Linked DNA regions of Mus musculus: regions 1, 2, 3, 4, 5 and 6 are each linked to region 7. The links are chromatin loops, found by intact Hi-C in ENCODE. Cell type or tissue: left cerebral cortex. All regions are shown on one strand. Region 1 has its middle 14 kb from the start of 4930592C13Rik. Region 2 has its middle 51 kb from the start of Gm23379. Region 3 overlaps Negr1 (neuronal growth regulator 1). Region 4 overlaps Negr1 (neuronal growth regulator 1). Region 5 overlaps Negr1 (neuronal growth regulator 1). Region 6 overlaps Negr1 (neuronal growth regulator 1). Region 7 holds the start of Negr1 (neuronal growth regulator 1).

Region 1 (4,000 bases), 960 kb before region 7:
AACAACAACAACAACTCCTGTTATGTTTGTGTTAACAGGTAGACATCTGTACCAATCTGCCTGGGCTCTAACCCAGGCTGAACTCATTGTCTGATTGATTGATTCTGAGCAGGTTATGTAATGTCTCAGGATCACCTGTAATAAAATGAGAATAATGATAGCATCCGTTTCCTAATGTGGTTTGAGGTTTAGTTGCTGAGGCCCCCCCCCCCTAAAGCAATAAAGGCAACAGCAGGCGAACAGCACACAGCCAATAAACCTAAGCTGTCAGTACTGCTCTGAGCTTCAACCACTGACAGTGGTGAAAGTGACTGTCTACCTGTCCAGGAGGCAATGTAGATAAGTTGTGATGGTACTCATGAACATAGCTAGTAAAGTGATGGGTTGTTGATAAATGCCAGCCTCTTTCCCATTTTTATGATTGAGGAGACAACTCAGAATTTTATGATGCTTTGTGGTTGCAGCGCATAGCATCAGTCTCATTTGTGTGCAGTTATAGGACAGAGAGGATCAGGTGAAATTTTACCAGTGACACATATTAAACATTGTTATTAAATAAATACTATTCAATGAACTAATTTATTGCCTAGTTTTCTTCTTAAAGCAGCTTGGTCGAGAATTACCCAATACATTTTAATTATTTTGATTTTGGTCACAGATATGGTGTTGTACCAGGAAGCATTTGTGAACTCCAAAGGACCACCAAGGAGCCATTTCCGATGTTATAGCATTAGGGTATCTTTATTACAAGCCCAGGCTTGGGTTCTCCTCCAACCCAACCCTGACACAGCAGGATGGGAAGGGAAGGTGGACCAGCCTTGAACCCTTAGCAGGAAAAAAAATTATAGGAAAATAGGAGCAAGTGAGGGGGTGAGGGAGGGGGTGTTCACTCTGGCAAGCATCTAATAGAATGACTACAAGCCAACAGGTGGATACTCTGAAGCAAGACCATATACAATCACAAATGGTCTGAAAGTACATCTGAAACAATCAGACTAATCTTTGATTAACTGTTGCTAGAAAGTAGCTAGAGAGTAACTCTGTCTAAGGACAAACCTTGGAGTCCTTTCTGGTACCTGGGTGCATCTTGGGTTCTGCTGTAGGTCAAGTTCTCAGGCTTTTCTTCTTTTCTTTTCTTTTCTTTTCTTTTCTTTTCTTTTCTTTTCTTTTCTTCTTTTCTTTTCTTTTTCCTTTTCTTTTCTTTCCCCTTTCCTTTCCTTTCCTTTCCTTTCCTTTCCTTTCCTTTCCTTTCCTTTCCTTTCCTCTTTCCTTCTCTCCTCCTTTCCTTCTTTTTTCTTTTCTTTTCCTTTCCTTTCCTTTCCTTTCCTTTCCTTTCCTTTTTTAAAAGATGGAGGCCGGTCCCAAATGGAGTAGGTGTGGCCTCTCAATGGTGATTTACTCTCTGCAAAGAAATAGGTTATTGTTTCAAGTTTTTTTGGTGGCAAACCCTGGGACACAGTCTGCAGGAGCTGCAGGAAGCTGCTGTCAATCATAGGGTGAACATAGAGGTTAGGACATCATTACTTCTGCTTTACTTCCATGATGGACACCTGAAACTTTCTAATGAGCAAGCCCTTTGGAGACAGCTGGCACCCCACAAGGTGCAAGCCTTGCTGAGCCTCTTCTTGTCTCTTCACGGTTCTGTTGGTTAAAGTCTTAAAGGATGTGAGAGGCTTTGGTATGACTATAATTGGTTGAAGCACTTTTTAACTGGCCTATAGGAGCACACATTGCTGGAAAAAGAGTGGCAAGGAAGGGGGTGATGTTAACAAAAAGTGTGTTGGGGGAGCTCTTCATTGTATTCATCCAAGAGAGAAATCTGTAGCAGACAATTAGATGTGCTAGGCAGAAAGATCCAGCAGGTGGCAGCTCAGTAACGTGTAGTCACAAGTCATTGTAGGGAGCTGGTGTTCAGGATCATCTTTCCTTAGAACAATAGAAAATGCTGTATCTTAAACAATATATATTTATTGTCAGGTTGTGTGTGTGTGTGTGTGTGTGTGTGTGTGTGTGTGTGAGTGTGTGTGTAAAAGTTAGCACATATCTCTGCCTGTGTTCTATGCTAACCTAGAAAATTAGAATTGTTATGTGAAGTTACCCAACTTAAAGGACATTGAAGTTTTCTGAATTTTTCTACTATACTTTACCAACACTCACTCCATTATTTTGAAGCATGTATATGTATTTTCTATGTTCTAAGAGATGGCAGACTTGAAGTTTTTTCAAGTAAAATGATATTGCAACCAACAATTGATCACTTTGAGAAGTTACCTGAAATTTTAGCATTCCAGGCATAATTTCTTTAACAGTTAAAATATTTAGGAAACTCAGGGAGTCAGCAAAGGAAGCTGGGCTCAGGGCAGCAAAATAAAACAGCAGCATTTCTAGTGAATTTGAATATATATGTGTATACACACACACACACACACACACATACACACACACACACACATATATATATATGTATGTATATATATATATATATATGTATATATATATATATATATATATATATGAAAGAAAAACAAAAAACCAAGACAAAAAGTACTCTTAAAATACAAGCTCGAGGATGGAGCATCTTGTTATGTGGATTTACAGGTGTTAGGATTGCCCTGATCCCAGAACAGAACACTGCCAATGCCCTCTGAGACAGCACCAGACTGTTACACACTGTCTGTTTAACTGAGCATATTGTTACACCCTTCAGCAACAAATCTTCACTGTGCCCTATTTTATCAGGGCACCAGGGCCTGACAGATTTCTCACACAATTAAACCATCAAAAGTGATACAATTTTGACATGAAATGTGTTTATATTTTGAGAGCCATCAAACAGAGCTTATGTGCTTATAATTACTTAATAAAATTAAAGGCTTCTGTGGAAGTCCATTTTAAAAATACATCATAACATTTTAAGTGCATAGGTTCATGAAGTTTGTTCCAATTTCCTGGTGACAGATGCACAAGATCCCCCTAACAGATGTGTAGTTCTGGGCACTCATATGCTATTCACGCTGACAAAGGTTTAGAACCAGCATTCTTCTCACCATCTTTCAAGGGTCAACTACTAAAAAAGATTCAGTTTTGTTCAATTGAAAAGGATAGAATTCCCAAGGTTCAGTTTACTTTAGTTAATTTGATAGAAGAGTCTGGCATTTCTCTCCCAAACAGCCCAAACTAGTCCCCTTCTGCTAATGTAAATCAGCCTGAGCTGTAGATGCCTACAGAAGAGATTTCTGTCAGTTTCTAGGAAGATCATAGAATTGGGGGGTGGGGGTGGAGGCTGGAAGTTGTGATGGTTTTAATAAGAATGGCCACAACAGTCTCATATATTTGAGTGTTTGATCATTAGGGCATGGCACTACATGAGGGATTAAGAGATGTGGCCTTGTTGGTATAAGTTTGGCCTTATTGTAGTAGGTATGACTTTGTTAGTGTTTGTGTGGCCTTATTGGAGAAAGTGTGTCACTGGGAGGTGGGGTTTGAAGTTACAAAAGCTCAAGCCAGGGCCAGTGACTCCCTCTTCCTGTTGCCTGCAGATCCAGATACAGAACTCAATCTACCCCTTTTCCATCACCTATCATCTGCCTATGTGTCACCATACTGCCAGCGTGATAATAATAGACTAGACCTCTGAAAGAGTAAGCAAAACACTTTCTTCATCATGGTCATGGTGTCTTTTCATAGCACAATATCACTGACAAAGACAGAAGTGAAATTTAAAGGTACTCTATCCTGAGTTACTGCTTGTTTGCAGGGTTTTTCCTTTATGTGGATTTGGATTTCATCACTATTTCTCTCTCTCTCTCTCTCTCTCTCTCTCTCTCTCTCTCTCTCTCTCTCTCTCTCTCTCTGTTGTGTGTGTGCACATGCATGCACATGTGTGTGACATAGTATAAGAACATTTTTCTTTATTATACATTTTTATTATTTTATAATTCCATACATGCATGCAATGCATTTTTCAGCATAATATTTTTATTGATTCTTTGGGAATTTT
Region 2 (4,000 bases), 890 kb before region 7:
AAATTAAAAACCCTTGCAGATCTTTTGCTTATGTATTATGGTTTCTGATTCCATGCGGTAATTTTTAAAATTAAATTAAATTTAATTTAATTTGTGGAATTTCATACCACTTTCCTAGTGGGTGCACCATTTTTATTTACATCACCAGTATACAAATGATGTTAGCTCATGTCCTCACCAGCCCTTGTGCCTTGATGATAGCCATGCTGCCATACATGATGAGGTGTCTTGCTGTGGCTTTGGTTTTCATTCCTTCTATAACCATCAATGGTGAGCATCTGCTCCTGTAACTACAGGCCACTTATATGTTGCCTTTGAGCCCCTTGCTCATGTTTTTATTAAGCGTTTGTTATTATTTACTATTGAGTTGTAGGCATTTCACATACGGTTTGATTATCAATCACTGACCATATATGTGGTTCTCAGTGTGCTATCCATTCTGTGGATCCCTGTCACATTCATTTGTTTCGTCTGCTGTGTTGAAACCTTTGGATTTGAAGTCATCCTGCCAATGTAGCTTTGACTTTTCTATAATAGTTCAGCTGTGTTTGTTGGCCCTGTGTTTGAAGAACCGTTTCACTTGCACTTTCTTTGAGGAATTTCAGTTTCTGGTCTTGTGTCTAAAATTTTAATATATTGTTGTGTGTTCCATACATGTATTAAATTTCATTTTTTTATATGTAAAGATTCCATATTCCCCAAACAGACAGTTATGAAACAAAACAAGGAAATCCTGCTATACTCAATATGGTAGATGAATTTGGAAGACATTATGCTAAGTAAAATAAGTCTACCCCAGAAGGATGAATACATAAGATTTCCTGCATATGAAGTATCAGAACAGCCAAATCAAGAAACAAGAACTAGAAAGAGACAGCTGGGGCTGGCAATGGAAAGCACGGAGGTGCTGTCCATGGGGCTCAATGTTCAGTTGGTGAGGAGAGTACCTTGTGTGGATCTGTGGGACGTGAGGCATTCTTTCTCAGCATTGAGCCATGGGCTTAAAACCTTAGGAGTTTGGTCTCATTTCAAGTGACCTCACTCACAGCATATATGCTGAATGAAGTCATTAATAAGTTAACCTATGAATTATCCTACACTTAGAGGTACATGTGAGAGTCTGGGCCATAATCCAAACCCAAATACCACTGTTCTTGTTATCCAACTTATCCAACAACTGAACCTACCTTGACAAAGTGAAACTCTAATTTATAATATAATCCATAGATTCATAGAATCCATGAAAAGCCTACCAAAGAGATCTCACTGGGTGGAGAACACTTAATATAGAGACAACTATTTAACATTCAGAAAAGCATGGTAGAGGAGTTGCCTGTGTTATAGCATTTGCTGCAGAGTTAGATCTGTGGCCCAAAAATGTATCATCACTAGTCTGCCTGGCATTGTTTCTGAGTTCAGCCCCATTGAGAACGTTACAGTTTCTCTGCCTTTACTCTTAGGCCCCACAGTGCCAACCCTCTCTACATTAGCATAAATATAAGTAGTGGCTTTGCAGACAAATAGGAGCAATGACATATTAAGTAAAGTGAAGTTCTGTTTTGCTTTGGTCTTTCCTATTTACAGTTAACAGTTGAGTCTGATGCATCTGGCTGTGTGTCCAGCAGATGTCAGCATCAGGCTGCTTCTACTTTTTCAGTCTACTCTTTCAATCTGTGGTATCTTCAAAGGGCCATCAATATTCAACACAGAACATACTGAGATGTGAAATAGCAGGTGCAGTGAATCTGTGGTGAGGATGCATTTAATGGGTGAAGGATCCAACATTCCATCCACTAAGCAAACAACTGTATGTAAAACCCCATCTGTAGCTTTTTTATCCATGTCTATTATGAAAAATTATTTCAAAAATACCAGTAGAAGCTATTCTGTAGAAGATAGCTTTGTACAATTACGTGACAAAATGGATTAAAGCCACTGACAAAATATAAATATTTGAGTAATTTTAGGTTGCATCTGCTTACACCAGAAAGAGACACAGAAGGATTAAAATTTTTTCTTTAGGATATAATTTCAATCATGAAGTTTTTGGCAAAATGGACTTTTTAAAGTCACTCTTTTCTCCCCAGTACTGAGAATCTCAATCATTTGGAACAGATTAAAATTCTTCTGGTAATATACACCTCAACGAAGCCAAATGGATGGTCGAGCACCTCAGGTAAAATGCCATTTGTATAGTTCATACCCTACTGGATTCTATGGCAATTGACTAATGTATTTCCTTAACTAGAGAATCTAATGGGCCCAGCCACTGCAGAGTTGCTGTATGTAAATGTAAACGGATAGCAGTTGCATGGCAGCTGGGGAAATCTGTGGAAGTCGTCTCTACAGCACCCTCATGAGGGCATTGAGAACCAAAGAGGCAGAGAGGTGTGAGGCTCTGAAGTGGGCACAGGGTGCCAGTCTGCTTTCTACAGCCCCTTATATTGGAACAAAAGTGAGAGAATTCTACTGTTCATTGCAGGAGGAGTTAAAATTCTCCTTGCACACAAGCACCTTAGGTAGGAGGATAATTCGTCAAGCAAAAGCAATAACAGAACCTCGGATGACACTTGCACAACCCATGTGGTGGTGGCATTCCCCGGAGTTCAGACCAGGGCGCTGTGTGTATCTAGCTCTCTCATCTCTCATGGCTCTTATACAGTGAACTGTCTCCTTTTTCAAAACTCATCCAGGAACCATGTGGACCAAACTCAGAAGCAGAGCTTCATGCCTGGAAACATGAGTAAATAGGACCTTAAGCCAACCGACAGGTCTACATTTACATATTTTGCTGTGTTTTTGTTTTTAAATTTGTCTCAACATATACTGAGTGCTAGCAATGTCTGTGGTTTTTTTTTTTTTTTTTTTTTTTTTTTTTGTCTCAGGGAGATTGAGTGTCTGACACAAAAGAAAATCAACAATAAAAACATCAATTTGGGGGCACAAAATCAAAGGAATGGCTGGTCTATCCTACAACCACAGTGTCTCACCATGAGACCAGTAACATGCACTCTGTCACTGTGATGAGTGTGGCTTCAGCCCTGTAAGAGAACCACATCAAATAGTTCATATAGGAATCAAAACCAAACCTATAACCCCATTTACAGTCTATCCGCATGCTCGAGCCCTTAGCAAGGTGCAACGGCTCCATCCAAAGTGAGTGACTTGCAGCATCAGCAATGTGTGTACCCTGTCATATTAATATGTTAAAATGACATTCAAAGCGTGATCACCGTCACATTTTGCCAGGTGCACTTCAATGATCGTGCAGTACATTGATTTCTGGAAATGATCGCTTCATCAGTCTTTTCCTTGCTTTTATCTGAATGATGGCAAAGAAGACCCTTTTTTATGGACACCTTGTAATGTTTCCAACCGTCTTTCTTCATCTCCTTGGGGCACTGCCGGGAAACACATTAGGTCATAACTCAGTACTAGAGGAAAATTCTGATGATGAACCTTGCTTTTGCAAAGACTCGCTGACATTAATCTGCCATATGTGATCACTGTGTGGGAGATTGAAGATGGTAGTTCAGGTCTGTGTACCAGAACAGGCCCATCGAAGGACTCCCCCAAATCACAGGAGAGATGCCTACCAAGATATCCAGAAGCAGGAGTGTGGGAAGGTTCCAGGGATGACAGTTACCTGCCTTTCCAGTTCATTGTGCCAGGATCAGTGACAAAACTTATTGCATAGGTCCTGGATCTCTGTGGCCTGTATTTATCACGCTTGTGGGAAGAAGAAAATGTGTTTTAAGACCCAAGTGTATTTGCATTTGTATTAACTGGCAAGCGTTCATATTGATACCTTCGGCACATGTTCAACACTTTCAGTTCTGTATGCTGAGGAAGAAGAGTATTGTGGAAAGATGGGAGATGGTTGTGTGGCACTTACTAGAAACAAACCAACTTCTCATCTGAACGTACTCACGTGGTTTGTTTTCCAGACTTGTTTTATAGGCTTTAAAATGTTTCTTGTATTCAAGTCTCCATTCATTTA
Region 3 (4,000 bases), 670 kb before region 7:
CATCTGAAACGACACGGAGCAGCAACCAGCTCCCATAGGCTCTCTATCAAGTGTCTCACTCCTCATCTTCAAGCAGAACACAGATTTGTTCTGTCTAGTTGCCCCTTTACTGTTATTATGTAGCTCATTTTTTTTAATGTTACATCTTTCCAGTTCTGAATAAATGCAGCAAACACCATTTCTACACATGAGATGATAAAAGGAAGATCCCTAAATACACAATTACAACTCTGGATTATGTTTAAATTATGTCTGTATTAATTACTTTTCTATTGCTGTGAAGAAACACCATGACCAAGGCATCTTGCAGAAAACTGCAGAGTTTACTATGGGTTTACAGTTTCAGAGGGACAGTTCACAACCATAACGGCAGGTAGCATGGCAGCAGCAGGCAGGCATGGAATTGGAGCCGTAGCTGAGAGCTTACTTCATGAGACACAAGCACGGGGGGGGGGGGGAGAGGAGACAGACAGAGAGAGAGAGAGAGAGAGAGAGAGAGAGAGAGAGAGAGAGAGAGAGAGGTGGGGGGAGGGAACACATAGGGAGATAGAGAACATAGGGAGACAAAGAGACACGCAGAACGACAGAGCGACAGAGAGACAAAGAAACAGAGAGAAACAACTGGGCATGCCATGGGGTTTGAAAGTTAACTCCAAGTGATACAACTTTCTTGGCAAGGCCACATCTCCCCCTCCTTCCCAAACAGTTCAACCAGCTAGGAAGCATGTATTCAATTCCATGAGGCTATGGGGCTGTTCTCATTCAATTCACCACAGAGCCCAAGGTGTAGTGCATCATAAATGCACAATCAAGGATGCTAATGGTGTGTGTGTAGTGATGGATGGACCTTGTGTTTGTCTCAACTTAAGGATTTTCAAGAGAAGGTGTTAATCTGGTCACACTCAAATTATCCTCCCAACCTACACACCATCTAAGAAGACTGTCTGATTACAGGCTCATTTTAAAGCCAAAGAGAAATCTGAAGTCAAACAGGTTTGGTGGTTCGAATGGAAGAGAGGTAAGAGGAAGCCTGTGTGAAGTGGGAAGTGAAATTGAGCCCCGTTCCAACCTGGCAGCAGACACTGAATTCACAGATGAGGTCATTCACAGTACAGAACCTAGTCAAGTTGTCACCATCACTGGTGGCCCAGGATCAAAGATTCTCCCTAACACAAGCAACACAACAGCAACGACATGCTCACGTGTACCCATGCTCACATACACCCACCTGTGTGGTTGCATAGCAGTACAGCTCCCTGCTGAGGTGAGGGGGGGAGTCATGAGCCATTCTTCGGTCAAAGCTTTTCTGAAAAGTCTCTAAGAATGTGTGTGTTATTTTAAACATCTAAGAAATAAAGTGTGACCTAAAAGATGTTAGGTTCTGCCTGTTTGTTGGCGTGGTTGTTGGTCTTCATGTCAAGGGGCTCCTTTTGAGGCACATTTTAAAGACATTTAAAAATAATTTTTAAAATGTAATTTAACTTGAAACATGGGCACAAATTCCATCATCTTCAAGAAGAGCACAGATTTGTTCTGCCTAGTTGCCCCTTTACTGTTATTATACAGTTCATTTTAAAAAAAAATCAGTGGAGATAAATGCAGTTATTCCTTACATGTGCAGCCAAGCCACCAGTCTGAGGAATAAAGCCCCTGGTGACTGGTGGCAAGGGAGACTCTCTCCTAACCAGTAATCCACCACCTCAAACTGCCCAGTTCATCAGTGTGACTCCCACTATTGGAAAGAACTTTTTTTGTGCCTAAATAGGTAACTTCTTTGAAACACAAATACCCCTTGGCAGGTGCACACAGGGTTGTTGTCATTAGGGCTGTTGCCAAAACAAACATTTGTTTATAGAGGATCAGCTGGGAATCAGGTGAGCATTCAGGCCTGACTTCACTGGAGCCTTGAAGAATGATGCATGCACTCTGGAAGACACTGGGGAGCTGCCACCCAATGTCACCCTAAGTGGTAGTGGAAAGCAAAAACACAAGAGCTCACCTAATCTTGTTCTTCAAGTGTAAAATCTCAGTTAGAACACATTTCCCTTTTTAGTTTGCTTTTGGTATTTTCACAGTTAAAGCCAATTTAGGATCTCTGTATTCCTACTTAGAACAGCTACAGACAGGCGTCTGCTCACTGGTGTTCAGAATCCTGAGTCTGAAACAGGAACTGTTTCCTATATGTTCTGTTGAAAAAAAAAAAGTGAACTAAAACATCATTAGCTTGAATCCTCTCAAAATTAGCTTGGTTTCTGGTTCTTTCTCTAATTGATCCATTTTCCATCTGGGATTTATCTCTTACATTGAGATTTTGTACTTCTAGTTCAATATGGGCATAGACATGAGTGATGGTGTGTGCCTGTGTGTGTGAGTGTGTGTGCCTGTGTGTATGTGCATGTGTGCACATGCATGTGTGTGTGAGAGAGTAATACAAACATGTTTATAAAATTATTGGAAATAATGTAGCGTTACAAACACAATCTTTCTAATATACATTTTCCCTTTCTGCAGTGCTCATAAATACAGAATATAAAACTAAACTTGTAAATCTGGGTACTCAAAACTCAGTATCTAAATATGAAAAAATCCAAGGGAGCTTGGGTAAATTCTGATGCCTACTTCTAGAACTAGAGCAAAGTAACTGCTTGCCCTGTTATGAGAAGCAGAGCTGCAGCACGAAAGGCTTCAGGACCCGACCTCTGGAGCCTGTAGTTTCCCTGCTTTGGGTGGTAGAGAAGAATAGTAGGCACATTTGGAATTTATGGCCTTTAAAACTGTGAGATTATAAATCTGTGTTGTTAGATGTTTCCACAGCTACAATAATTTCTTATACAGGCAATAGAAAACTCATACATTTGTGAAATCATTTGACCATTTATCCATTCATTGATTCACTCAGGAAAACCTTGGATATTTTCTAAATGTAAGGCACAGACACATTTCATCTACCAGGGATATCCATCCTCTTAGCTTCTGGGCTATATGCTGGATGGAGAATTATCTTAGCCACACATGAAATATTAAGTCACTATGTGTGTAGTAGAATTGTCTTTCGCAGTAAACTATGAATGATAATGCAATAAAGAAACTGTTTCTTCCTCATAGAATTTTGGAGAAATTTTTTTTTTCTACCAGTCTCTGGTCCCCTTTTGAGGAGATCATCATGAAATCTCCCTCTCAGTATAAGCCAGGCTCTCTATTAGATGTGGAATAAATGTACAATTTTAATTTTCAGTATAAAATACAATGTAAAGTCAAGAACATATAAAATATAGAAACATGAATTTCAGCTACTCTAATTCCTCAGGTCAACCTCATCGGTGTATCATGCAATGAGTCCATCCTTATAACTACCATCAGTCTGTCAGATCCACCCTGAGAAAGACAAGAAGTATGAATGTTCATGCTTCCCTAAAGGGTCTTGCAATCCAGGGGTGTGCAGACCCTCTGTCTGCAGATACCAGGCATAGAGCATGTGATAGCTGTGGGGTAAATGTACAGTTTCTTCAGAGCCTTCTCAGGGTATCTGGCAAGTGCTTTGTCAAGATTCACCATCACAGCTGTGTGCTATTTCTTGTAAAGAAAGTAGATACTAGAAATCATTTTCAACTGTAAACTTTGTGCCCTCTCTATGTATAACATACGAAGAACATGTGGATCATTACATGGTGTACTTTACAGTGAGATGTTGATTGATAATGTTGGTGGTGCTTAATCCTGAATCTAGATACATCAGAAGATCAATAACTTAATTATCTCCTGCAACAGAGCTGAAGGCCAACAAGACAGGACACAAGGAATGACAAGTAGAAGTTAGCAAGCACTCCAGTTTCTTTTAAAATCATCATATGCTAAATTATACCCTAAGACTTTTGCTGTACTTGTATCTGGAAACTAATCAGCTAATTATGGATAATTATAATTAATATCTGAATTCATTATTATGAAGCATATTAATTGGAATTTGAAATATATTCTGAGTTGTCTTAAATTTCTCACA
Region 4 (4,000 bases), 330 kb before region 7:
ACTTTTGTGCTTGACAGGAAACTATGTTACAGGGGCATGGCTCACAAGAAAGGCTCCAACAAAGGCATTGTCTGAGGAGCACAATAATAATGACAGGTCAAAGCACAAAGCGAAATTTATTCTATAAAGCAACATCAAGGAAGTGTTTACTCAGAGCTCATATCAGCTCAGTTTAGGGAACACAAACAGCAGGGAAGGGCTGGAATGACTGGTGGAGGTGAAGGTTCAAGCAAGATCAATGTCCTGAAAATCCTTGTAGTGCAAAGGACTCCACCAAATTAAAATGATTTCCCCTCCCTTCTCAGGTCTACAACTCTTGTGTGTCCTTACCCAGAAACACACTTCTGTCTTTATGCTTTTCTGAGATCAATGAAATCAAATTTCTCAGTTTGTCTGTGGGATTCCTAACGTTCACAGAAGTGACTGAGCTCACCCCTTCCTGCTCCGTACCTCTTCTGACACTGCCTAAATACGGGGACTGTATGCTCTTCCTCTGGGGTATCTGTAGATTATACTTTGATTTTCTTCTTTATTCTTGCCTTTGTTCAACATTGATATTTCCTAGGATGGGCAGGTAGGAAAATCGGATTGCCTATTGTTACTATGACTACAGCACACTGTATGCATCCATGTCCACTCTCAGAGTCTGAGTGGAGCAGAGCAGACCACTAAGCATGGCAGTCACTCAAAAATAGCTCACCTAATTAAATTTCTTTTAATTTACTTGTTTTTCATAATTTGGTTATTAGTTCTATAAAGCTACAAAAAATAGGATAAACAAATAATTAAACGTACAGACTTAGATACTCAGAGGAGCAAAATTAAATTTCAGTAAACAGTGTCAATATTATATGTCTCCCTTTGCACATGAAAGGCTTTGCTTTCTTAAGATTTACGGTAACCAGAATATTGGCATGCACCTGCAGGCCAAGCAATGTACTTTCCACTTTCAGGACAAAAACTCACCAGGAGAAATCTCATTGGAAAGGAAGGACTTTTAGTGACATTGAACAGGCCAGGAGACCTGTCATCAGCCTTGACACTTGGGGATCCACAGTAGTTGCAGATGGGTGTTTCAAATTCACACAGACAGGGGTTGGATCTTCCTGCATTTCTTTCTGTTGACATTTCTCCCTTCATATCTGAGACAGGAATGTGAAGAACTCTGAAGCAATTTCAGAGGCTTCCCTGTTTAACAAGATAATTCCCTGCCAAGTGTTAACCTTCGCCTTTTTCATAAACTGATGGCTTTGAGTTTTTGCCTTGGTCTAAATGGGCTCACGGTACAGCAGCATGAGTTCATCTAAGCAAAGGTATTGGTAATTTCAGTCTGACATCTCCCCACCTGGGTGATTCCAAAGATGTCACAGAATAATGAGCACAGCAAACAATTAGCATCATCCAAGAAACAGCCTTCAAATCATCTGAGGCATCTGTTCGTCCCTAGCTCCACAGCTAATCAGAGCCAGGACTCCCCAAGGCATCTTCCTTCTCAGCTTCAAGTCTAATTACACTTTCTGAATTCCAAACCAGTAAGGTGCTTGTGGCTCACTCGGGAGAAAATGCCCATTATTCATTGTAGAAAAAAAAGGAGAATCACTGCCTAAGTGGTAAGAATGCCACTTGCATTTCTCCCCAAAGACCTGATGCACAGAAACCATGCTTCCTGTGGGATTTCTACTTGCTCAGAGCCCCCACCCTAGTTTATAATTTTTATTATAAGAAAAATCTCCACATTAGTTGTTTTTAAACTTCTGTAGTAAAAAAAATAAACTTAGCAATTCAAATAAGATAGTTTCAGTGAATTAAAAACACATGAAATTCATACATGATAACTGAAATACATAATAAAATTTATATGTGTCCTTGGGAATGGTTCAGAGCCATTAATTAATCTCATGAATAGAATGCTTCCTGTTCACACACAGAACACTGGAGAATAGAGTGCTCAAATTTTAGGTTTTGTTTTGGTTGGTTACGTATATTTAGTATTATTACAATTTACCCAACTATCTGAAATATTGTGCTTTCTTTTCATTATGTCTGTCCTGAGATCGTGTGAATAGTTTCCATTAAAAAAAATAGCTTATTTATACTCATTGTTGAAAAATGTAAAACACATTTCACAAAAATGTCTATATATGATAAGGTAAATAATATATAGAAATGCTTTTAATAATCAGGTCAGAGACATGGGTGAAAAGATTTATACTTAAAATGCTAATTAAATCTTGCCATAGGTTTCTATGTCAGAAGTGGACAGCTTTTTCACTTACATGCTTCTGGGAAAAAATGACCAACCACTAATAGTACTGTGACAAGCATGAACCCTACTGTCTGAAAGCTTTCCAGAGAGTTGATAATTACACACCAAGGAACAAAAGTTGTTGAGCTTGGGAACAAAAGGTCTCAGACTGGCCCAGGGACACTTTGCAGCCTCAAAGCTAGGTAAACATCTTCTCCGCAGAGCATCACCACCATTATGTAGGAAAAATGAAATAAAAGTCTGTTGGCTTGGGTAGTACTGACCTAAGAACAATAACACATATCGATTGCATTTTCTTTTCTTCCCATAGTATTACCCTGTGTTTTCTATGAGAATGATTGTATATCATCTTCCTTGAAAGCCTCAGATTGCAGAGCTCATACTAAATTAAGACATACTGAAAAGTAACGAAGGAATGAAAGAAGAAAGGAAGGGCTGAAGGGAGGGAGGGATGGAGGGAGGGAGGGATGGAGGGAGGGATGGAGGGAGGGAGGGAGGGAGGGAGGGAGGGATGGAGGGAGGGAGGGGTGGAGGGAGGGAGGGAGGGAGGGATGGAGGGAGGGAGGGAGGGAGGGAGGGATGGAGGGAGGGAGGGAGGGAGGGATGGAGGGAGGGAGGGATGGAGGGAGGGAGGGACAGATCCAGTATTTAGTGGATTGGACCTTATTTCTTCACATCCTACAGAGGCAAATGTCTTATCTTTTATTTTTATTATTATTTTATTTTGTCATGTCTTATGTAGCCCAGGCTCCCTCAGACTCACTGTTTAGCAGAGGATGGCCATGTATTTGTAAGTATTAACTGAGGGAAGAAACCTGACTCTGAATGAGAACAGCACCATCAGTTGAAATCCTGGATTAAATAAAAAGGGAAAATAAAAGTCAGAAAGGCAGCTACATGACAGATATCCACTATACAGCTGTTCTATCACAATGGGAGCCAATAGTCTCAGGCTTCTGTCACAGCAGCAAAGAGCCACGCCCATTATTAGCTCTTCAAAACCATGTAAGCATAAGAACCTAGAATCATAGGAGAGACAAGGAAGGCAGATTCCTGGAACTCGCTGACTGGAATGCTCAGTCTAGTCCAGGAAGAGGCCCTCTCTCAAACAGGGAACCTGATGATGAATAATGCCTCCAAACATACACGTTACCTATATGCACCCATACACACGTGTGTCCATACCCACATGAACATAAAATACACTAACACACACACACACACACACACACATACACACACACACACACACACACAGATTCTGAAATACACAATTTCTACTCTTTATTTTTTACCACTAGTTTGAGAGGTAGTCTTCTAATAAATCTTAATAAATTTGCATTTGAAGTTTATCTGAAGCAGAGATAAGAGCATATTAACCCTACAGCTTTAATGAGATTGATTCAGACTTTAAAACACAGAATGACTGTACTGCCCAGTGTGAAGCCTGTAGTAACATAATCAAAGGTGGCTACAGGCAAAGGCATACAAAATCCATGAAAACCAGAGGATTTGTTTGCCTTTTTACTTGAAAATTTGTCAAACTTTTCATCCTAATTTCCTATATAATTTGAGGGAATATTTATCGTATTTAACCCTAAATTTAATCGAACAAATTTTAACAGTACTGAATTTCCTAAAAAATTAATTAATATAGAAATTTAGAGAGTTAGACATAATTCACTCACAAATCCAGGTGAAAAAATTTCCAGATTAAGATTTTTAAACTTATGG
Region 5 (4,000 bases), 370 kb before region 7:
CCACCAGAGTCCACCTTGAGCTTAGTTTCAGAGCATGGGTAAGGGTTTATGGGCAGGAATATGAGTGAGCCCACATAGCTCCAGTGGAAGATCTGTACACAGCATGGGTGCTGGTTTCCACACACCCACATAGATGGAGCCTCATCCCATATCCTTTCCCAGAATGTACACTTGAGCTTTTCTCTGAGACACAGGATCATATGTAATTAGGAAGGAATAACTTGCAAATAGTTGGTAAGAGAACTTATATTCTGGGTGGTGAGGGTCCAGAGGAGGAGACAAAGACATGAGTTCACATGTCGATGATGGACTCTCATAACTGGGTACAGCTGATCTCATGATTAAGGCCAGTAGTATGGCTCACAAGACAGCATTGAGGAACACTTGATACATCTCAGTTGACAAAGATTTGAGCATATCCATTCTGTGGAACAAGACATTCCGACATCAGCAAACCAAGAAGAAGAGCTGAGTCAATCTACTCCTCATCAGCTGCAATGCATGTGGACCATTTATTTGCGTCTGATGAGAATACTGGCAATACTCTGCCTTAGCAGAGAACTTCTTAATTGTACAAAACAAACTCCCACTCTCCCCAGCTGGAGCACTCTGTACACAGAAGCTCTTACGGAGCTCTCAGGCAGATGCATATATGTAACTTATTTACCTCATTCATGCCAGAGCAGAGCCAAATAACACATTTATTTTTAACTCCCATGTGTTTGCTTTTATAATGATTCTCTCTCTCTCTCCTCTCTCTCCCCCCTCTCTCTCCCTCTCCCCCCCCCCCCGTCACTCTGTCACTCTGTCAGCAAAGTGGGAAAGTTTGACATTTGGCCACACATTTGGAGATTTTGGCAGTTTGACTTGAGGGCACCTAGAGGGTATAATCTTGGTAGTATCTGAAGTAAAGTTCACGTCAATAATTTGAGGACTTTTACAGTGTAATGTATACTTTAAAATTAACCCCATGCTGAAGACTGCAGACTGAGATGTCAAAAACGCTTAGGATACAGTTTAAAATAACTTGTGAGTCCAGGTTTTGGGAGGTGTTCCTGGCCCGAGGAACAACCAGATCCTCAGTTTGTCCCTGGGGGCTTGAGATGAGCCTGATGTCTGGGGTCTCTGCAAGGGCAGATCTTTTCTCCTGAGGAGAAGGGAGACTTCCTAACAGATAGGCTGACCATCTGCATGGCAGCAGAGGAGGCTTTGGCAGGAAACTACAAAGCACAGCAAGGCATCCTGGTTTGAACAAAATGTTTTTATGCAATGTGTTACCATGGGGATTGTTTTGCATCTGACATTACCGCCCACATGCATCAGCCTGGGTTTATTTCCTGACCAAATGAAGTTTATTTATTTATTTTCCTTCTTAATATTTTAGAAAAACATTTCTAAATTTCTAAATCAAGTTTCTAAATAACTTAATGAACAGTGTTGATGGATTATAATAAAACTTTCATCTATCATTAGTAAGAGGGAACTGAAGATGCAGATATTTCTTTAAAGTGAATTTTATTTTAATTAATATTTTACTATATTTAGACAAAGTACATAGCCTATATCGGAAGACAGAAAATGTTTAAGTCATATATTGTGTTAATTTCACTCAGTAACATTTTATCAGACTCTGTGCACAAGAATCTGTAGGTCAAGAAACTGGGATCAAGTAATACTGGAGTCAGGGGAGGGAGAAATGTTGAAACAGATGCTGGACGTTGATTTTTTTTTAAATTTTTTTTGAAATCTAAGAACAGCCAATAGTCTAGGACATAAACCTGAGTCCATAGCTGGCAGCCTGGCTTCCATGTTCAGCTACATATAGACCACAAACATCTATGTATCTTGTATGTTCTAAATGACTTTGAAAAATTAGAAAATTAAAAAAAAATCTTAAATATGTTTTGCAATAACTAAATACAAGAGTAATAAGCTTGAACTAACCTCCCTTAGAGTAGCTCAGCTATTCGCCACTGCCTTACATTTACCTGATTTGCTCATTTTGTTGCCAACCTGGTCCAACTGGGTTCTTGTCAATGGTTGTTGCATGACTGTTCAGCATGAAGGCATAGGTGTTTTCTGGAGTGTGACTCCTGCACAGGCTAGATTAGATCACAGAGGAACTGGAGTGGCCAGGTAAGAGGTAAGCATAGCCAGAGAAAGTGGTGGCCTGAAAGCTGCTTCTGAGAAATACTTGAGAGGGAAATACAGATAATTAGTCTAAATGATAAAGTTCCTGTAGGAGGGGGAGGGATGGTGTGAAGATGAGAAGCCCAAAATAGCACAAAGCAGAGATCTGGCATTGCTGCCTCCTTTTAGAAACTTAAGCAGATTCGATATTTTACAATTTCATAGATGTGTTTGATGCTTTTTGATTGTGCAACCCTGACTTCCAGCCCTCTTCCCTAAGGATCCATTTCCCATACTCAAGTCTTCTTGCTTTGTTTTGTGACCACTGAGTTTCGCCACATAAAGGTAGGGTTACACTGCACCCACAGTCTGTCTCCTTTTCATCTTTGATGTGGATGTAAGAGTTCCATTGCACCCTCTCAGGGAATGAATGAGCAGGGGTTTCCCTTTGGGGCACAGTTTTGAGTGTTAACTTGAGGAAATTTCCAGTAATTGCGAGTCATGGCAAACCTATGCTGACCTCTCTGAGATATTTGTCAGTATTAATCAGTAATAATAAAGTGTGAATCTCCAGGACTGAGATGAAAATGTGTCTGTTCATGTAGCTGCAGAGCTTTGCAAACACGCTGTCCTTGGTAGATGCTTATCGGGGTAAACTTGAGGAATATGCATGAACTATGTGCTGCGTTTTCAAAGACCCTACTCAGGATGATTTGCTGTTTCCAAATCCAGAGTGTTACGATTTCTCTGATAGTCCCATTATCTTGCTAGTCATTCCAGATGAACTAAGGCTCAGGAATACGGTGACTTTGCTGAATGATAACTTCGAGAATCACAAGCTTTGTGTAGAACACATCTAGAGACACAGCGATGTTGAGATTTCATGTCCACTGTAATGGGATGTACTCCATCCAGATTCTGTCTTGAATGTTCTAGAAGGCATGTAACACCCCAAACACTTAATTCACTTGGAGTGGCTTAAACAAATAATAGGCATATGCTTCATAGAAGACGGATGGCCATCACTCTCTTGGTTCTCTTCAGTTCATTCCTTGTGTTTCTGAATGTGCCAAACCAGCCAGATCCATAAAGGCTCATGACTTTGTAGAAGAAAACAAATAGGTTTGTTAAAGGGAATTTCTTTACGAAAACTACCAAAGGCTCCTTTCATCTCTGGACATGAATCCTTGATAAGCTAGATGCTAGCATTGCAGTGTGCTGCGTGAATGCAGGAGTAGTAGTCACGTGTGCGGAGATGGCTAAGCAGGAGCTGAACTGGTGGACTGATCCCTCAGCAACTGTGTCAGATCTGGAGCTGTTGAGAGGAGGATATGATGATCCCTGGAATGCTTTCTTGGAAAGCTGGTCTATCCTTGGACCTTTGCAGTTAAACCTTCTGTTCATTCTGCTTTGGCCCATCCTTGTTAGCCTGGAGAACTCCTACCCACCCATTAAAATATGTCACAGGTCCTGCTTCTCTTATGAAAGTTTCCTTAACTATTAGTATAACATGTGTGGGCAGTCTCACTGTGCCTTATTTCTACATTTAGTGTGTGAACTTCTTGATTATTAATCATCTCCCTTGTGGGTTCTAGAATTACTTCTAACTTGGAGTTTCTGTATTTCAAAGACTATATTATTCTTTATATTATCAAAATTGATAATAATGCCTAGGATAAATTCATCTTACTCCAGATGAATTATAATTTATTAAACTAAATAAAAGCATACACAGCACACAAGCTCTATATTTCTACCTATCATTTGCTATTTAGGAGAGATTAAATATACATGAAACTCAATAACATATATAATTTAGTCAGTCAGGAAATTTTAAGAGTTAAATTTCTTTGAGTTGTGTACTCACTCT
Region 6 (4,000 bases), 240 kb before region 7:
GGAAAAATGTCCTTGATAATAAATGGTATGGCCCGGATCCTATCTTGATAAGATCCAGGGGAGCTATCTGTGTTTTCCCACAGAATGAAGACAACCCATTTTGGTTACCAGAAAGACTCACCCGAAAAATCCAGACTGACCAAGGGAATACTAATGTCCCTCGTCTTGGTGATGTCCAGGGCGTCAATAATAAAGAGAGAGCAGCGTTGGGGGATAATGTCGACATTTCCACTCCCAATGACGGTGATGTATAATGCTCAAGTATTCTCCTGCTTTTTTACCACTAACTGGGAACTGGGTTTGGCCTTAATTCAGACAGCCTTGGTTCTGTCTGGACAGGTCCAGATGACTGACACCATTAACACTTTGTCAGCCTCAGTGACTACAGTCATAGATGAACAGGCCTCAGCTAATGTCAAGATACAGAGAGGTCTCATGCTGGTTAATCAACTCATAGATCTTGTCCAGAAACAACTAGATGTATTATGACAAATAACTCAGCAGGGATGTGAACAAAAGTTTCCGGGATTGTGTGTTATTTCCATTCAGTATGTTAAATTTACTAGGGCAGCTAATTTGTCAAAAAGTCTTTTTCAGTATATGTTACAGAATTGGATGGCTGAATTTGAACAGACCCTTCGAGGCTTGCCATCATTCAGGTCAACTCCACGCGCTTGGACCTGTCCCTGACCAAAGGATTACCCAATTGGATCTCCTCAGCATTTTCTTTCTTTAAAAAAAAAAAAAATGGGTGGGATTAATATTATTTGGAGATACACTTTGCTGTGGATTAGTGTTGCTTCTTTGATTGGTCTGTAAGCTTAAGGCCTAAACTAGGAGAGACAAGGTGGTTATTGCCCAGGCGCTTGCAGGACTAGAACATGGAGCTCCCCCTGATATATGGTTATCTATGCTTAGGCAATAGGTCGCTGGCCACTCAGCTCTTATATCCCATGAGGCTAGACTCATTGCACGGGGTAGAGTGAGTGTGCTTCAGCAGCCCGAGAGAGTTGCAAGGCTAAGCACTGCAATGGAAAGGCTCTGCGGCATATATGAGCCTATTCTAGGGAGACATGTCATCTTTCATGAAGGTTCAGTGTCCTAGTTCCCTTCCCCCAGGCAAAACGACACGGGAGCAGGTCAGGGTTGCTCTGGGTAAAAGCCTGTAAGCCTAAGAGCTAATCCTGTACATGGCTCCTTTACCTACACACTGGGGATTTGACCTCTATCTCCACTCTCATTAATATGGGTGGCCTATTTGCTCTTATTAAAAGAAAAAGGGGGAACTGTGGGAAGCCGCCCCCACATTCGCCGTCACAAGATGGCGCTGACATCCTGTGTTCTAAGTTGGTAAACAAATAATCTGCGCATGAGCCAAGGGTATTTACGACTACTTGTACTCTGTTTTTCCCGTGAACGTCAGCTCGGCCATGGGCTGCAGCCAATCAGGGAGTGATGCGTCCTAGGCAATTGTTGTTCTCTTTTAAATAGAAGGGGTTTCGTTTTTCTCTCTCTCTTGCTTCTTGCTCTCTTTTCCTGAAGATGTAAGAATAAAGCTTTGCCGCAGAAGATTCTGGTCTGTGGTGTTCTTCCTGGCCGGTCGTGAGAACGCGTCGAATAACACACATGCACACCAATGATGCAAAGACCCAGGAACTCAGCTCTCCACTGACACATTCACAGAAACTTTATCTGTTTCAGTAACAACCTATGCAGCACATGAAAATGTGAGAGGTTCCCTCCTACACCCTTGCTGTGAGTATTCGGCTAGCAGGCCAGTCTTGACAGCCCAGCTGCTGTTATACTCTTCTGGGTTAATACTGACTCTTTTAAAGTGCCTTGTAAATATCAACATTTGTGTGCCTGAACCCAAACTAAAGCTGCATAGCAGCATTCAGCCTTCTTCCAGTAGACCAGACTGCATGCAAACAACTCTTAGCTAGAAAGCTAAAAAAACAAAACAAAACAAAACAAAACAAAAACAAACAAACAAACAAACAAAAAAAACCAAAAAAACCAAACCAAACCAACCCAAAACAAAGCAAAACAAAACCAAGGTTTGAGAAAGTGGGTGGCATTGCTAGACCAGGTAAACCATGTGGAAAGGAAGCAGGATCAGTATAACAAACAACTTTAACATTAAAATCTAAAAGCTAAGATGTTGTATTTAAGGATGTAGAAAAGAGAATGCCTAGGAAAAGAACAGTCCTAACTTAACTGAGGTAGTGATGAAGGGACCGAAGCACTGAGTGTCCACTGATCATGGGGATCCCCTGCTCATCTGGGTTCATTCACATAAACCTGGCGCAGAAGTGAAATGAAAACTTGTGTACAAAAACAAAAACAAAAAAATCAAAATCATGTATTCTGTGGAATTCCCCAGGTGCAATTGAAGACAGTGGAGAATTGAGATGTTGGAATGCCAGGATGAGATGTTTTACTCTATTTCATAGTTGTCATAAAGCTTATAATTGATTTTTTTATCTTATCATTATCCAGGAGCCTGAGTGCCTGCTATGGAGTTACAGGTTAGTTCACAGACCAATGAATCAGAAAATAAAGAGTAGGAAATGGGAGCGTCTGTTTCTCTCATTGATTGATCTTTGTGTGAACAAGCACAGCTGAGATACTGAGCTGTAGATGAATGTGGGGTGAACCAGCTTCTCAGCCAGTGCTGCTCTTCACAGCAGCTTCTCACAGTGTTTACTTTCCATCCTTCCTTTTGCCCACTATGCACTACATTCATAATCATGTATGTCATGGTTTATTACATATGCCTGCTCATAGACACACATATATTGCACATGCTTACATTTTACATATACATATATGAAAAGGTAGAGAGAAAGAGGTGTATGGATTTTAGAGAGCAGTAAAAGAAGAAATTGTAGCTGGGTGTGGTGGCACACGCCTTTAATCCCAGCACTCAGGAGGCAGAGGCAGGAGGATTTATGAGTTCGAGGCCAGCCTGGTCTACAGAGTGAGTTCCAGGACAGCCAGGGCTATACAGAAAAACCTTGTCTCGAAAAACCAAAAAAGGAGAAGAAGAAGAAGAAGAAGAAGAAGAAGAAGAAGAAGAAGAAGAAGAAGAAGAAGAAGAAGAAGAAGAAGAAGAAGAAGAAGAAGGAGGAGGAGGAGGAGGAGGAGAAGAAGAAATTGTAATAACTGGAAGCATTTATATCTGTATTATAAATTGATTGTCATGCCTTTTGGGTAGATAGATGTGATCTATACATGCACCATAACTTCCTTGCTATGATAAAATTTAAAAATGTTCTAAATATCTACAAATTTTTTTCTAAATATCTAGAAAAATCAAATAATGCTTTGACTTAGAATGTGATAATTAGGAAAAGAAAGTCATTCCATAATCATTTCAATGCTCCAGAGATCTGTGTATATTGAGTCCAAGGACTTAGTATTTGATTAATAGGAAGGAAACAAAGACAGATCTTACAATTTGTCTACTGTCTGTGGCACACCTAGAAACAGACTCCATGGTGCTCATTCGGAGACAACTTCACCACCCCTTCTTCCTTCTGGATTCTGGGCTAAGTGTAACACATTGAAATGAGTGAGTTTCTGCCAGTCTCACTCACTGGCTGCTCCTCTCAGGTAAAGGCCTGACAGCCAAGGCAGCTGCCATTAAGCAGCATGGTCTTGCCAGGACACAGAATGGCTCTGAGCACTAACAATGAGTCACTGAGATCTCACGTTCTGTGCACGTGCTGCAGTACCTGTTTCCTGTGGATAACTAATGAGAGAGGAAAATATGGAGATAGTGAATTCAGAACACACCACCGCACATCAAGACTCAGGAAAGTTGCACAAATCACAGTCAGGAAGTCAGCGGTGGGACAATGCTAACCTAAGAGTAACTATGCATCCTCACTCAAGTGACTTCCAATTCTGCTCTTTGCCCTCACAAATTATTATTATTAAAAATTACAGCAGAGAATCAACATTACTAATTATTTTTAAATTTGGTAACTCTTGCTTT
Region 7 (4,000 bases):
CAGGTTTTTTTTTTTGGGGGGGGGAGGCAGGGGGACAGTGTAGGTGGGTCTATGGGAAGTGAAGAGCAAGGCAGGGCAGGGAGCCCTGTTTAGCGCTAAGCTTGACTGGTCATCAATTTATATCCAATGGGAAAGGAAATCTTCCCCTGGGCATACTTGGTAGTGTGGCTTCTGAGGAAAACAGGCTAGGGAGACCTTTCACCGACAAACACTCTGTTCATGCTCAGCTCAGTGAAAATAGGGGAAGACAAGAGGCAAAACTACAGACAGAAGAGAAAGGGAAGTGTGTGTTGGGGGTTGGGGGGTGCACGTGTGGAGTGAGTGTGGAGTGTGCATCCTTTAAACACTGGGGGGGGGGGTTCTGAGTGTGAATCATTTCTCACAGGAGGGAAGTGCCAGTGTATGAGAGGATGGGAGAGCTGAGAGGGAGTGTGCTCATAAAATCGAGATTTATGGGATCTGAATATGGTACTGGACCTTGAGTGTGGGTGTGACAGAAAAGTGCATGGGAGGCAAAGCTGGAGACAGATGATGGTCTGGGAGGGGAAGACAAGGGCTATGGTGAGGACCGGAAATTAGTGGAAAGGGAAATCTGGAAAAACAGGGAGAATAAGGAATGACAGGAACTAAGGTGTGAGGGAAACACTGGGAACACTATAGCATAGGAGTAAACCAGAGACTGGAGGCAATAGGGGTGACTGAAGAGGGAGTTGGAGAAATGGGATAGGGGACAGAGGAAGAGGGAAACACAGAAGGAAAGCAGCTACAGGAGGGGGAAAAAAGCTGAATGGAATATTTGGATCTTACTGTTCAAGTGAGAGGGAAAATAAATGGAGCACAGAGCCAGCAGTTGAGAAAAGTCGCTTACGGAGTGAAGCAGAAACAAGCCCTGTAAACTTGTCAGACTCCTGGAGTACCGCTGGCAGCAGAGCGGAGACCTGGCTCCAAAGTGGCACCTGCCCCTCCTTCAAGCCCCACACTTCCTAAGCCCGGGCTGCTTGGAAAGCGCTTTTCCCTCTCTCCCTAATCCAGCCAGACCCCTGCCCCGGGGTCCGAGAAGCCCAGGAAGGGTCATGCGTGGCTAGCCTGAGGTGTGGTGTTTTTGCTCGTGAGCAACAGCAGGATTCACTCTGGGTGTAAAGCAAGGTGCAGAGAGGGAAAGGGACGGAAAGACAGACTGAGGCAAGTGTAGAGAGGGCGCGCGGTCCCTACCTGAGCACCGCTGTGTCACCTTTCCTCACCAGCATGTTGTCCACGGCCGCCCAAGGGAAGTCCACGCTCTGCCCGGCCGGGAGGCAAGAGCACAGGCTCAGAAGCACCGCCGCCAGCCACTGGTTCGAGCAACAAGCGCCCTGCGCCAGGAGCACCATGTCCGTGCCTGCCAGGCTGCTCGCTCTCCGGCAGCGTCGGCTCCCACCCCCTGCTGCTGGCGAGGCTGCCCGATAACCAGGCGGCGCGCCACACGAGATTTTTTTTCCTCTTTTCCTTTTTCTGAGTGGGTGGGTGGGTTTCTTCTCTTTCTCGCCCCCTCCCTAGTTGTCGGGCGTAGTTTCCCTCTTTCCCCGGCCTCGCCTCCTTTCTGCTCCTCTGCAGCTTGCCTTCCCTCCCTCCCCTCCCGCCCCCTGGCACCGCGCTCCACCTCCTTCGGGGCGCCCGGCCGCGTCCGGAGCGTGGCTAATCCCTGGCGGCCGCACACCGTCCTGCGAGGCTGCGAGCAGAGCGCGGGAGGCGGCGCAGGCAGCGCGGGGCGCAGCAGCGGCCGGCGGCCCCCGGGCTCGCGCGCGTTGCCAAGCGGCCGTTTCCGTAGCAACCCCGCCCAGGGATGGAGGACCAGGCAGGGAGGGGGGCCGGAGAAGCGAAAGAGATAGATCAAAAAGAGGAAAGAAGAGGGACTGGGAAGCTAGGGCGACTGAGGATACGCCGAGGTCTAGTCCGGCTTGGCAGCGCGAACTAGAGAGCTTTGCGAGCCGCGGGGCTGGGAAGTCAGGGCATAAGGGCCAGGCCTGCCCTCTGGTGCTTTCGGCTCCTCGGGCCCCCGACTTTAAAGTGCTCAAGTTGGGGTCGGCGCCATCATGACGCCTGAGACTGAGTGAGTTGGCTTTTTTTGTTGTTGTCTTGTATTTTTTTTTTAATCCTGACTAGCTAATAGCGCTGTTAATAAACTGCCAGTTAGCTCTCTCTTCTCTCTCTTCCTCTCCTCTCCTCTCCTCTCCTCTCCTCTCCCCTCCCCTCCCCTCCCCTCCCCTCCCCTCCCCTCCCCTCCCCTCTCCTCTCCTCTCCTCTCCTCTCCTCTCCTCTCCTCTCCTCTCCTCTCCTCTCTTCTCTCCCCTTCCTGTTTCCTTCCCTCCGTTCCTTATTTTTCCTTTAGTGGGGGTATTTCTTTTCACCCTCTCTTGGAGATAAGCAGGGATTGTGGCGGCGCTGCTGCTTTACGGGGACAGTATAGTGATTCGGGCATGCCGACCGAAAGCTAGTGCGTGTGTGAGTCCGCCTGTGCGTACTGGAGAACGCCTGCCCTTCTCTGTGCGTCTTGATACTAACTTGCGCATGAGTGTGTGTGCGCGTGTGGTGTCAGCACAGAGTGTCCACTTGTGAGAGGGAGATGGAGTGTGCAGGGCGCGTGCTGGGCCCGGGAGCGCGCGACACGCAGGCGCAACGGGAGGGATGGGCGGGCCTTACTGGGATGCAGAGTTGGAGGAGGCTGCAATCAGTGTTTTAATTGTGTGGAGCTAGGCGGTCCTGTTATGTAAGAGGCAGTTTAACCCATTTGAGCCTACTGGGCGGAAGGCTTGCGCATTCGGTTGAAGCCAAGGCATTCCTCGGCTTTAAAGAGTCCCAGTTGTATTTTTTTTTTTCACCGCCTCCCAGTTGGGGTGGACCTGCATCCTTTGAGCAGTAACCTCAACCCCTCAAGGGGCAAGCAGTGTCCCGCGGATCTGCTAGCCTACGCCCAGGTCAGGGCAAAACAGGGTACAAGGCACGGGGGTCACCCCATAGTCCACTCTTCCCCCCCCCCCACCCCCTTTCTGGCACTCATTTTCAACCCTAAGATCCTAGAGGTCTTCCAGGCGATTTGCAAATCAATGAGAGAATCTGAATCCAGAACAGCGATTCCAGTGCCCATGAGGAGTTTGGGAAGCTGGTGGTTAGAAATAACTTACCCTCACCACTTGGTTTCCCCCACCTTCCGCCTGTAGCGGTATTTACAAAACACATTCGTCTTTCACTGGTGCTCATTTGAACTCCTTTATTTATTTATTTATTTATTTATTTATTTATTTATTTTATTCTTTTATTTTTTTCTGAACGCCAGCAGGGCCCCGCGGCAGAGCGCACTGAAGCAAGGATCTCTGCAGGGGTCAGCATCCGGCTTCCTCCCCAGACTGAGCTCTTGATGAGGCAGGCAGGAGTCATAGATGTTGGTGGTACCCAAGGTGGCTTTTTATTTTTTATTTTTATTTATCACGTTGTCTAAGGATAGATGGGGTAGGGCCAGCAATTCACATCACCCGGGACCACCCAGACTGACTATCCAGGAGCCTCTAAGCAACATCACCACCCTGCAGAAGATTCCCTGCGAGGCTCAGCAATTAACGGAGAGGTTTGCAGCAGGAGCTACTGATGTGATTAGTATTCAGGCTTAATTCTCAGAACCCGCTCGGGAATTGAAAGTGCGGTAGTATTCAGCCGCATTTCGAAACATCAATAAAATGTTAGTCATTTGCGGATGAATGAAAACATTTTTCTTTACCGTCTGCTGTGCTAGGGAAATTATTGTCAAATGGCAGCCTCCCACTAATATTGATGCCAGATACCTAAAGCTCTCCTCTTGTGTACTTCATTTAACATTCTTGGCAGTGCACTCTGGATAAAGCTTAAAATTATCTAGGACAAACGAGGTATTAGAAGGCTTGACTTCCCACTACGTGGCCAACTAGTTCCATGCGGTATTATTTCGCTATCGATAAACTAGACGCCAATGAAAAGAGGCAGAAGCCTC

Evidence for each region. Peaks named below come from ENCODE experiments on the same cell type or tissue, not always from the same donor. Only the 100,000 strongest peaks of a DNase experiment are listed, where the experiment ranks them.
Region 1: it touches region 7 in a loop (6-fold over the local background); 4 of 42 quality-filtered maps call a loop at or near these places.
Region 2: a loop joins it to region 7, with 3 times the contacts of the local background. A loop is called at or near these places in 4 of 42 quality-filtered maps.
Region 3: a loop joins it to region 7, with 3 times the contacts of the local background. A loop is called at or near these places in 5 of 42 quality-filtered maps.
Region 4: a loop joins it to region 7, with 2.8 times the contacts of the local background. A loop is called at or near these places in 2 of 42 quality-filtered maps.
Region 5: a loop joins it to region 7, with 4 times the contacts of the local background. A loop is called at or near these places in 2 of 42 quality-filtered maps.
Region 6: it touches region 7 in a loop (3-fold over the local background); 4 of 42 quality-filtered maps call a loop at or near these places.

The regions. Positions count from the first base shown.
Region 1 is chr3:157,518,507-157,522,506 of GRCm38, reverse strand. No RefSeq gene overlaps it. Among named protein-coding and RNA genes, the nearest start is that of 4930592C13Rik, 14 kb to the left of the region's middle. In left cerebral cortex, a CTCF peak has its summit at 1,854 (motif pointing right); a DNase peak (open chromatin) is centred at 1,851.
Region 2 is chr3:157,447,627-157,451,626 of GRCm38, reverse strand. No RefSeq gene overlaps it. Among named protein-coding and RNA genes, the nearest start is that of Gm23379, 51 kb to the right of the region's middle. In left cerebral cortex, CTCF peaks have their summits at 1,620 (motif pointing right) and 2,362; DNase peaks (open chromatin) are centred at 1,641 and 2,350.
Region 3 is chr3:157,228,731-157,232,730 of GRCm38, reverse strand. All of the region lies in intron 6 of Negr1 (neuronal growth regulator 1), which reads right to left. Among named protein-coding and RNA genes, the nearest start is that of Gm23725, 6.6 kb to the left of the region's middle. In left cerebral cortex, no CTCF peak of the experiment used is centred here; a DNase peak (open chromatin) is centred at 2,075.
Region 4 is chr3:156,892,936-156,896,935 of GRCm38, reverse strand. All of the region lies in intron 2 of Negr1 (neuronal growth regulator 1), which reads right to left. Among named protein-coding and RNA genes, the nearest start is that of Gm24373, 320 kb to the left of the region's middle. In left cerebral cortex, no CTCF peak of the experiment used is centred here; no DNase peak of the experiment used is centred here.
Region 5 is chr3:156,925,769-156,929,768 of GRCm38, reverse strand. The region is part of intron 2 of Negr1 (neuronal growth regulator 1); the gene reads right to left. Among named protein-coding and RNA genes, the nearest start is that of Gm24373, 280 kb to the left of the region's middle. In left cerebral cortex, no CTCF peak of the experiment used is centred here; DNase peaks (open chromatin) are centred at 548, 1,137 and 2,358.
Region 6 is chr3:156,797,166-156,801,165 of GRCm38, reverse strand. The region is part of intron 1 of Negr1 (neuronal growth regulator 1); the gene reads right to left. Among named protein-coding and RNA genes, the nearest start is that of Negr1, 240 kb to the right of the region's middle. In left cerebral cortex, no CTCF peak of the experiment used is centred here; a DNase peak (open chromatin) is centred at 1,722.
Region 7 is chr3:156,559,565-156,563,564 of GRCm38, reverse strand. Negr1 (neuronal growth regulator 1) reads right to left here and starts at 1,771. Exons shown (of 7, transcript NM_001039094.3): 1 at 1,213-1,771. The coding sequence starts at 1,370. It overlaps 4930570G19Rik (RIKEN cDNA 4930570G19 gene), which reads left to right and starts at 1,878. Exons shown (of 4, transcript NR_040399.1): 1 at 1,878-2,089. In left cerebral cortex, a CTCF peak has its summit at 1,555; DNase peaks (open chromatin) are centred at 3,207, 3,410, 3,567, 3,956 and 5 more places; H3K4me3 peaks cover 4,000 bases; H3K27ac peaks cover 3,840 bases.